Linked DNA regions of Homo sapiens: region 2 is linked to region 1. Evidence: chromatin contacts called from ENCODE Hi-C or POLR2A ChIA-PET data. All regions are on one chromosome and are shown on one strand. Each heading gives the region's core, a stretch centred on a gene start or an enhancer-like site at or near the end of the contact. The rest is flanking DNA. Distances are from core to core; before and after follow the strand shown.

What was found. Hi-C counts contacts between places; a loop is a spot of excess contacts on that map. ChIA-PET counts read pairs that join two places held with the same protein, here RNA polymerase II (POLR2A).
Region 2: a loop to region 1 is called in a map of endothelial cell of hepatic sinusoid, with 2.6 times the contacts of the local background. The contact joins two enhancer-like sites. A Hi-C loop is called at or near these places in 1 of 168 maps with a recorded cell type or tissue (endothelial cell of hepatic sinusoid). POLR2A ChIA-PET finds 5 or more read pairs at or near these places in 2 of 52 experiments (BJ and PC-3).

What each region holds. Positions count from the first base shown.
Region 1 is chr1:63,728,825-63,734,594 of GRCh38, forward strand. No RefSeq gene overlaps it. Among named protein-coding and RNA genes, the nearest start is that of ROR1, 42 kb to the right of the region's middle. RefSeq lists an enhancer at 2,925-3,480. Within about 2 kb of position 2,872, at least 6 of the 41 ENCODE cell types and tissues checked have a DNase peak (open chromatin) inside an H3K27ac peak, as active enhancers do.
Region 2 is chr1:63,812,291-63,817,467 of GRCh38, forward strand. The region is part of intron 1 of ROR1 (receptor tyrosine kinase like orphan receptor 1); the gene reads left to right. Among named protein-coding and RNA genes, the nearest start is that of ROR1, 41 kb to the left of the region's middle. Within about 2 kb of position 1,846, at least 4 of the 41 ENCODE cell types and tissues checked have a DNase peak (open chromatin) inside an H3K27ac peak, as active enhancers do.

The sequences.
Region 1 (5,770 bases), core at 1,622-4,121:
GATTCCCAAGATGTGGTGGTTTTGTATTTACATCCCTGTGTGGGCAGGTGGCCAGGGGGCCAGGGACTCAGGCAGTGAAGCCTCAGGCTGACTGTCACAGGTGCAACACTGGCAAGAGGGGGCTGGTAGCTGGTTTTTCCAAGGGCTCAAGGGCACCATGGACTATCCAGAGGTTTTGTGCTCTTTCTTGTGACAAAGTGTCTAAGGCCTCCAGGCTGCCCAAGCCTCAGGTCAGCAAAGGTAAGAGAGGGTGTGGGGTGTGCGGTGTGGAAAGGCCTGCTCCTATCAGATGAGGATGCTTCTCCTGTCGAGAGGGCTTGTGTGTAACTGGGGCCATGGACCTGCCCAGAGATGAGTGACCAGCACTGCTCTTCAAGCAGTTAAAGCAGCCTGCTCTCCCCAGCAGAAATGAACACGAAACAGCCAGACATCAGACCCTGCACTACCTCCTGTCTCCAGGATATCCCAAGAGGCTCCTGGGGCATCACCTCTGGCCTCAATAATGGAGTTGAATTTTGAATGTTTTTCCGTTGTCTTTATCTTTTCTAATGCTGGAAATATAATCTGTTCATACTATGTGGTAAAAATGAGGGAAAAGATTATGTCGACCACAATGACTACCACAGTGGAAAAGAGCACGGTGTCTGACTTGTAGTTGTTGCTCAATAAATATTTATTGAATGGCTGAATAAAGCTCATATAGGGAAAAAGACTTGAAGGAAAAAAGTCCCTCTAAAACGTTGTTATAGGCTGGTGGTAGGATTAGTGGTGATTTTTTATATTTTCTCTAGCCTCTGGAGTTTTGTATTGTGGTAATAAGGTTATTATAATAACAGGTAATTATGACCAAAAGAAAATTAGAGCCAAAATTAAGTGGTCATTTTCATATGAAGCACACCCCTGCTTGCAGCATCAGCAGTTCAGCTGTGGGAACCAAGGCCTGTTGAGGGGACACATTTTTACATCTATTTTAGGTCATCTATTTCCACCTCTGCTCTTCCTCTTCGAAAAGAAGGAAATCTATCTCTACTCCAAGTGAACACATGCTGACCTTCTTCCTCCCTGAGCTAATTAGTGCCTCGTCTAAAATCCTGCTGAGATTCTAGAGAGACAAGGTTTTATAGTAGTTAAGGGGCTTTAGGATAGACACATCATCTGGGTTCCTTATAATGTACTGTTAATTCTGAAAAAAATTTCTTCATGATATATATATATTCTTAAAAAAGCATTTTCTCCTGATTTTAACACTGCATTGCAACCTAGATAAAGTCGGCAGTAAGCAGTTGGTCCCTTTACTGTGAACTAGCACAGTCCTAAAGATTGTTGTCTAACCAAGAACAGATTAGATTGGGGGAAACCTACTCCCAGGCCTCCCTGTTCTTTTATGAGGAATTGGTCCTAAAATATTTACCCATTATCTTCCAACCCCATAACCCCCCAGGCTAAAATGAAGCCTGCTAAGGGAGCTGTGGCCGTTTGGGGATTAGGCCAGAAGAGCTGGCTCCTGTGCTATCGGGTGACAAGATTCAGAGACAAGATAGAAGCACCTTCCTCATCTCCTGAGACCTAGTTGCCAACTCCACCGGAAAGTTACAGTTGCTATGGTGACAGGCTACATAAGGCACACTCAGCAGAAGTGCCATTTAAAAATAACTCCACCTTTTCTTTCTCCTTTTCTTTCCTTTTTGTTTTGAGACAGGATCTAGCTCTACCACCCAGGCTGGAGTACAGTGGCACCATCACAGCTCACTGCAGGCTTTACATCCTGGGCTCAAGCGGTTCTCCTCACTCAGCCTCCCAAGTAGCTGGGACTACAGGCATGCACTACCATGCCCAGCTAATTTATTTATTTATTTTTTTTGTAGAGATGGAGCCTCATTATGCTGCCCAGTCTGGTCTCGAACGCCTGGTCTCAAGGGATTCTCCTACCTCAGCCTCCCTAAATGCCGGGATTATAGGCATAAGCCACTGCACCCGGCCCTCCACCTTTCCTTAAACTATTTAGAAACCCTCTTTGACACAGGGTCAGGTTAAGATGCTTGAACTTTTGGGTAAAGAACAAGGCTGGGTGCGGTGGCTCATTTCTGTAATCCTAGCACTTTGGGAGGCCGAGGTGGGTGGATCGTTTGACTCCAAGAGTTCGAGACCAGCCTAGGCAACATGGCGAGACACAGTCTCTACAAAAAATACAAAAACAAATTAGCCAGGTGTGATGGTGTATGCCTGTAGTCCCAGCTACTCAGGAGGCTGAGTGGGGAGGATTGCTTAAACCTGGGAGGTTGAGGCTGCAGTGAGCCATGATGGCGCCACTGCATTCCAGCCTGGGTGATAGAGCCAGATACTGTAAAAAAAAAAAAAAGAAAAAAGAAGAAAAAGAAGAAGAAGAAGAGGAAGAAGAAGAGAAAGAAGAAGAAGAGGAGGAGGAGGAGGAGGAAGAAAAGGAAGGGAAAAGAAAAGAAAAATAACATGTCTGAGAATTTCTGGAATGCATCCTGAATTCCTAATAGAGATTCCTGGAATGCATCCTTCACACCAGGGAATTTCCATTCCTTTCTTACTGGGCAATTGTTATGGGGATCTGGATTTATTTCTGGCTCTGTCACTAACTTTTTGGGTAACTCTCATTCAACTCACTTTGCGTCTTGAGGCCTCAGTTTCCTCATCTGTAAAATGGGAACAATAATCCTCACCTCATAGGGTTGTTGTGCAGATGAAATGAGATGAAATATGTGAGAAGACTCCCTTCCCTCCTTTCTCTACAAAATGTCAGGACTGTGCCTATCACGGGAGAACAGTAGTATTCTCCTCAGTGCAGATTGTCAACCGCTGTACCAACTTGTGCTAAGTCTGTTCACGCATACCACCTGAGTCAGAACTTTTCATTAATGCCAGGGGAATTCCATCTCAGCTCCCCCAGTCAAGGAGTTCTGAGTCATGTTTCATCAAGGATTTATTGCAGGAGTACTTTGGGAAAGAAGGACGCGTGCTGCTCTGAGGAACTGGGACCACACCCTGGTGCTTGGGAATTGGTGGCGGTGGTTGCATTTTGTTGTTGGCTTGTTTGTTTTAAAACATCCACATCCTGTCCCACAGCTGGAGCATAAAATCAAGCTTTAGTTGTGGGATTTTTGTTTACTTTATTCACTAGTTGGGCTGGTCAGGAGTTTAACGGAGGTCAATGCCTTTAACATTGCTTGGATTCTATAAAGAGAATTCTAGCAGTTTGTGCTACGAAATATCCTAGTGTAAAAGAGGAACTTAAAAAAATTGACTCACACGGTCTGGTTGCTTTTAGGATAAATTAATTTTTGTTTTGCTTACAAAAATAATAACAACTTCTGAATGTTTATATGTTTTCGTTTTGCACAGGAAGCTTTGGCAATAGAAAATGTTGGTAGAAAAAGTAATTAAAGAAATAAATGTGGCAACTCTCACAGCTGTAAATCATTGATTTAGTCCCATTTGTCCCACCCCTTACCCCCCAAAAAAAGAAAGAAGAAAGAAAGAAAAGAGGGAGAGGGAGAAAGACAGAGAAAAAAGAAAAAGAAGGAAAGAAAGAGAGTTAGCCTTTTTGCCAGAAGATCGTTCCCTGTCAGTTTTCAAAAATCTTCCTCATGTCTCTTCTCACAGAACATTTCAGAGGTCTGGAAAATATTTGATTTGTAAAGACTGAGAGTAGACCAAGTAGAGCTTTTTAAAAATATCTTTCAAAATTGAATAACACCCTGTGCTGTTTTCATGATAAACATAATACTTGTTTATTCAAGAAAAATGAGAAAATATTGAAAAGCACAAAGGGAAAGAACCCCTGTGCCCAGCTGCAACTGTGACTGACATTGGGTGTATTTTCCAGCAGTCTTTTTACTTTACCTGTGTCTCCTCACTTGTTTTTGATGGAGATAATGATGGGGTGTATGTGCATTTGCACTCTGGGTCTTTCACATAACAGCAGCATTTGCTGAAGGCTCTCTGGGTGCAGGTACTGTCTACCACTGCTCAGGGCCTTTAAGCCAGGCTGACAGTCTCACATGTCCACTGGCTCATTATCCACCAGCAGCAGCAGCTACATAACCATGATTCAGTTTCCCTCTGTTTCCTTGGCACCACAACATGTGAAAACAGCTGGATGAATTTCATCCAGTTTGAAGGGTATTTGAAGGTGGTTTCACTTCAAATATGGGGTATATGGCAACAATTTCACCATGGGAAGCTCAGGGTGGAGGGGAGCCTCGGTTTTTTATTTCCACCCAGAGGGGGACTGTGACACTTCATTCTGAAGATTTCCCTGAGTTCGGACATTTACCTTATTTAAGGTTTGCTCTAATTTTATGGATGGGGAACCTTCTGGGTTCATTATATTTCCAGAAATCATCATTTTCCCCCAATGGGTGCACATAAGAAATTATACCTTACTGGAACCCCTTTAAAGGCATTAATTCAATGTCGGGAAGGATTTTTTCAGAAGAAAACTTTTTTAAAGAGTCTAAAATGTTAGTCAGAATGGGAAAGATGCTTGAGGCCCAAAGAAGCGACATGCAATGAGATTTCTTAGGGCAGTTCACCAAGAGAGACACACTTTTCCAAGGCACCTGGGGAAGATGTCTGACTCGGGCATTTTGAAACACCCAAGTCGATGGGTGTTCATCCTCCAGGCAATGAAACTTAGGCACAAAGAGAGGCCCTTATGATGCCAGTTGGGAGATACAGCTCATTGGATTAAGCTGTCAGGGACATACAAAACCAACAGTGGTTTCAAATATGAGGCTTAACCCAAAATTCCTCCTGGCAGATACTCCACAATATAACAATGAAGCTGTTTCTCACATGGCAACTCCTCGGACTCTTCAGGGTGAGACGTGAAGATGTGTTTATACGTATCCCAACAACTAAAGTGTGTATACAGACACTTTTTTTTTATTTACTGAGCTGAAAATTATTAGAGGTCTCTTTGAATTATTATATCTCTGAACATTAATTTTCAAGTAGTTTCTATTAAACTTGATGATTCTTCTGAGCAATGATTGCTTGAAATTATAACAATGGCTATTTTTATGGAGTTAAAACACTCACTAATACTCAATTAGAAATATGCTAGATGCTGTCCTTAGTACACTACATGCTTGATTTCAAATAATCCCTACAGCAATTCCAGGAGATGGGTATAGGCACACCTCATTTTATTAAGCTTCACTTTATTTTTATTTTATTTTAAACATTTTTTATTGGTACACCGTAGGTGTATATACTTATGAGTTACGTGAAATGTTTTGATACAGGGATACAATGTGTAATTATCACATCAGGGTAAATGGGATATCCATTACCTCAAGCATTTATCCTTTGTGTTACAAACAATCCAGTTAAACTCTTTTCATTATCTCAAAATGTACAATTAAATTATTTTTGACTATAGTCATCCTGTTGTGCTATCAAATACCAGATATTATTCATTCTATATTTTTGTACCCATTAATCCCCATTCTCCCCCTACCCTCTGCCAACCTCACTACCCCTCCCAGCCTATCATTCTACTCTCTATCTTCATGAGTTCAATGTTTTAATTTTTAGCTCCTACAAATAAGTGAGAACATGCAAAGTTTGTCTTTCTGTGCCTGGCTTATTTCACTTAAAATAATGATCTCCAGTTCAGCAATGTTGTTGCAAATGACGAGATCTCATTCTTTTTTATGGCTGAATAGTACTCCATTGTGTAGACATATCACATTTTCTTTACACATTCTTCTGTCAGTGGACACTTAGGTTGTTTACA
Region 2 (5,177 bases), core at 596-3,095, 82 kb after region 1:
TTTGTTGGAACACATTCACCCACATGCATTTACATATCATCTGTGATTGCTTCCATGCTACCATGTCAGAGTTGAGTGGTTGTAACAGAGACCATGTGGGCTGCAAAGGTGAAAATATTTACTAGCTAGCCCTTTACAGAAGAATTTTGCTAACTAACCTGTCCTAGATCATAAACTCTAGGAGGGCTGGGGACATTGAAGGTAGTCAGTAAGTTTTGACTGAATGAATGAATGAATGAATGGATGAATGAATGAATGGTCAGGAAATTGGAATTTGTTGGATATGTAATTTGACAGCAGACTTTTAATGACACACTTCAGGTTCCATTTTCCCTTTAAATAAAATAAGAACAGTGCTACCTATGAAACAGGCAGTACTTAGGAGGATTATTTCCCATAATATAACTTTGGGTGTTTAAAATGCTATTAAAAATATAACTACCATCTATGAAGCTTTGTATGTGTTGAGCACTTTATTAAGAGCTTTATTTTTATTACCTCTTTTAGTCCTCACCGCCACCCACTGTGAGGGAGGAATTATTGATCCTAGTTTATAGATGACAGAGCTGAGTCCAGAGAGGCTGAGTTACTTGCTGAGGTCACAGAGCTGGTAAGGCATTGAGCACAGGGTCCAACTCCAGGGTGTCTGGTTCTAAAGGCTTCCCATCATGCCCCATTGCTTCTGAGTGCTGTTAGGTGCTTCCCACCACTTTTTTAAATAAAAGAGACAGATATCAATTTTGGAGAGGGGTCTTCAAGATAGAAACAAATGGCAAAAAAAAAAAAAGTTGGTTATCAAATCTTTTAAACCATTTATGTGATTTAGAAAACTGTGAAGTTACTCATCATTAGAAGTGCACTTTAAAAAATTCTCTTCCTTAAGGTTCAGCTCAGTGTGCTTCATGGAAAAAACTAAATGGGGGAGCATGTTTTCTTTGGGAAAAACAAAATAGGTAAGTTTTAGGGATTTGTAGAATTTTCATTTGTTTAGCAATGGTGTACGTAGTGGTAATACACATTCAAATGCTGCCTTCTCCCAGAAACCTTCTGCCAATTCCGCACATCACTTGGAACTGGGTACCTAGCACATAGCAGACATTCAATAAATATTGATTGAATGAATGAATTAGTACCTTCTAGCATTTCACACATATTGCCTTCCAGTATACTTGGTTTTATGTGAATGTGTGCCCTTACCTATTATAGCATAAGCACTAGAAGAGCACTGGTACCCTGCCCACTTCTTTGTACCCCTTATGGTACCTACCTAGCACAGGGCTGGAACTGAGTAGATGCTCAATGAACATTTGTGGAATTATGCTGTGGCCCCCAAATTATTTTGTGGCCCCTAAAGCTTTGCAGCTGAGTGAATGGCCCATTGAAAACTAGCACGATGATCAGATGGACTTCTCTCTGTCTAAGGGCATTGATTGAGACCCACATTTATATTGAGGGTGGAAATGTCCAACAAAGACAAAGAAAAGCATATTTATTGCTTTAGATAGAAGTCATATTTGTTTCTTTCACTCTGGAAGATATAGTCACATAAGGTCATGAGCTATTTTTTCTTCCTACTTAATTGCTAGTCTGTGGGTTGGTGAAAGCTCACATGCTTAGCTTTTCAGTGAAACTTTCACAGTCCATGTGGCTCTGACTCAGAATTTTTTCCCCTATCTGCTTCTTCTGTTGCCAATTCATTGTTTATCTCCTTTGTGTTTTACATCTGACCTATTATTTTGCATGCTGTTTTGGATTACTGAGGTAGCAACATCCAAATAGTTTCTGTGTACATTTTAGCTTTTGGGAGTCAGGCAGCTGCTCTGGGGCCTGTTTGAGTCAGGTCAGGGTCAGAAATGCCCTTCTGCTTTTGTTTCCGTGGAAGAAGTTGGCCTGGAACTCTCTCTGGGCACCTTCTGCGCCCTCTGGCAACCAGAAAAGCAAAGTCGTTCATCAAAATCTCAGACTGGAGCAACTCCTTAAAACAGCTTCCACAGTTCTTGCACATACTCCTTTCTTGATTTGTTGCATATCATTTCAGGCACCTCTTTTAATGCAGCTATTCAGGCTGCCTAAGGCAGTGGTCCCCAACCTTTTTAGCACCAGGGACCAGTTTTGTGGAAGATAGTTCTTCCACCGATGGGGTGGGGGTGGTGGTTTGGAGATGATTCAAGCACATTACATTTATTGTGCACTTTATTTCTGTTATTATTATATTGTAATATATAATGAAATAATTATATAACTCACAATAATGTAGAATCAGTGGGAGCCCTGAGCTTGTTTTCCTGCAACTAGATGGTCCCATCTGGGGGTGATGGGAGACAGTGCCAGATCATCAGGCATTAGACTCTCATAAGGAGCACGCAACTTAGATACCTCGCATATGCAGTTCACAACAGGGTTCGCTCCTATGAGAATCTAATGCCACCACTGATCTGACAGGAGGTGGAGCTCAGGCGGTAATGCAAGTGAGGGGGAGCAGCTGTAAATACAGATGAAGCTTCGCTCACTTGCCCACAGCTCTCCTCCTGCTGTGCAGCCAGGTTCCTAACAGGCCATGGACCAGTAGGAGACCCTGGCCTAAGGGACCAGGACAGTGGCCAGTGCTTTTCATAGCCTCTTAGTACTTCTGGTGGAGTGTCTCTATTCCCCTCAATTCCCTCCTATTCCGCTAGGAGTTTGAATCTGCTTTGCCCAGTTCTGTCCTGCCAGCCTTTTTCCTTTCACTGAATTGCCTTCACTTTTTGCCTATTAGCTTTGATCTCTTTGGAAAAAAGGGCACTGGGGTATTATTACTGCCTCTGTTTGTTTTTGCAAATGCACTATGATTTGTGGTTGGTCTTTTGGCTAGCCTGAGGCTACCTGACCCTCCCTCAACAGCCCTAGTTCCCCCAGGTCATTCTATAGTTTTGCCCATTTCTTTAATTAATGTTGGTGAGAGTCTCCGAGCAATGAAGACTTTTTGGATATGGAGAGAAGCAGAACCAGAGGGATACCAGTAATTATGCTAATCTGAGAGCATTAAGTCTTCAAATATACATTTTTGGATAAGCAATTCTGTTGTTTTTGAAGTTTGGTTGTCTTTTTGTTTCTGGGTGGTGGACTATAATTTTGTATTAAGGAAAGAATGCCTGCCCTTATATATCCAGGACTGGATTTTTTTTTTCTTTTTCTTTTCTTTTCTTTTCTTTTTCTTTTTTTTTTTTTTTTGAGTACTCATGAAAGGAAACCATAAGAATGTTTGGGTCTAATAATATACTTGCTTGTGTATGAAGATAAAACCAATAATAACATTAATACCACCCTTCAGTGGTGAAATGCTTTAACCTTTCAAAACAACTCCTTTTATGAACTTACTCTATCAGTTGGCAAGGTGATTTCAGGGCTATCTCCTGTGGTGATGATGGATCTGTGGGAGCTTTTCTAATTGTGTGGGTGAATTTGAGAGACCCCATCCCAGTGGTTCTTGTTCAGGGGTGAGTATGGAATCATGTGGGGAACCGCCATGAATTACACATACCCAGGTCCTGCCCAGGACCTACTGACACAGTCCTGGGGTGGGGGACCTGCCCACTTGGAAAACTTCCTGGGACTTCCTCAGCTGGACCCTCTGGGGATTGGGGAAATGCATTGCAGTCACCTGCCTGGGGTAGTAGGGGCTGCCACATCTGTGACTAGGACCCAAGGAGAGTGATGATGACCCTTCTTGGAATCATGCAGAACACACAGTGACAGTCCCTTTTGGAAGCTGGCCACAGGCTGCACTTTATTCATTATTTTAACAGCAACCAAACATTTGCTGTGTGCCCACTGGTGGCCGCTAGACAGTCTTCCCACCCTTTAGCTCATGTAGTCATTTAAACCAGTTCCATCACTAGAGAAATGTGTTACTAGCCCCTTGAAGGAGAGTGGGCCTTCAACTGGATTCAGGAGTTGTGGTCTGAGGAGAGTGATTGATATGGTTTGGCTCTGTGTCCCCACCCAAATCTCATGTAGTAGCTCCCATAACTCCCACGTGTTGTGGGAGAGACCCAGTGGGAGATAATTGAATCATAGGAGCAGGTCTTTCCCATGCTGTTCTCATGACAGTGAGTAAGTCTCATGAAACGTGATGGTTTTAAAAATGGGAGTTTCCCTGCACAAGCTCTTTCTCTCTTTGCCTGCTGCCATCCATGTAAGATGTGACTTGCTCCTCTTTGCCTTCTGCCATAATTGTGAGGCCTCCCCAGCCATTTGGCATTGTAAGTCCATTAAACCTCTTTTTCTTCCCAGTCTCGGGTGTGTCTTTATCAGCAGCATGAAAATGGACTAATAGAGTGATTTAATGAGTTTCACCAGCATGGGTTTCTTTAGCCTCGGTTTCTTTGTCTGCAGTATATGGGCTAATGGTACACACCTTGAGGTTGTTGAGGGAGAAGAGACGGGCTCAAGTGCTGCCTTTGTCTTACCAACCTTGTGAAGCCTCCTTGAGCAGCCATGTCTTCATTTGTAAGATGAGAATAAGAGCACCTGTTTTATGGGCTTTTTGTAAGGATTGCGTGTGCTCATGTAAGAAAAACCCCTTGCACCCTGCATAGTACCTTGCAGAGCAAATGGTGGTGATAATGACAATAGAAGGAGCTCTCTTTATTGAGTGCTTACTGTGTGCCAGGCACTGTGCTGGGCACTGGACTACAACAGAGGGGAAAGATAGGCATCGTTCCTGACCTCACTGCGCTTAACAAAGAGAAAGCTCTAAGAGAAAGTTTTCAAAGCATTACCCTTCTCTGTATATTTAAGAGGAAAGCTTTAATGTTATAGGATGCCTTCTAAATATGTATTTTATAACACAGTGGGTAGAATGTGGAATGTGTCTTCTGGGAGGGAACTGGAGTTTTGCATTTCCTGCCTGCTTGTGCTTTTGAATTTGTGGCTGTAATGCTGCCCTGCCTGAGGTTTCAGCAGTTAATATTTCCCAGGGCAGCATGATGTCAACGCCCCGTGGTCTCTTATCTACAAGAAGGGTATAGCCGGGGCAGAGGGAGAGAAAGGACTATTTTCAAAGCCTCTCTTGAAGACTTTGTTGAGCTTTAACTTAAAATTTTCCTCATCTCCTTCCTCAAACGTTTGTGCTTGATGTGCATAAACCATGCCAGTGTTTTGGAAGATTCAAGTTTGACCACCATAAATTGGTTCAT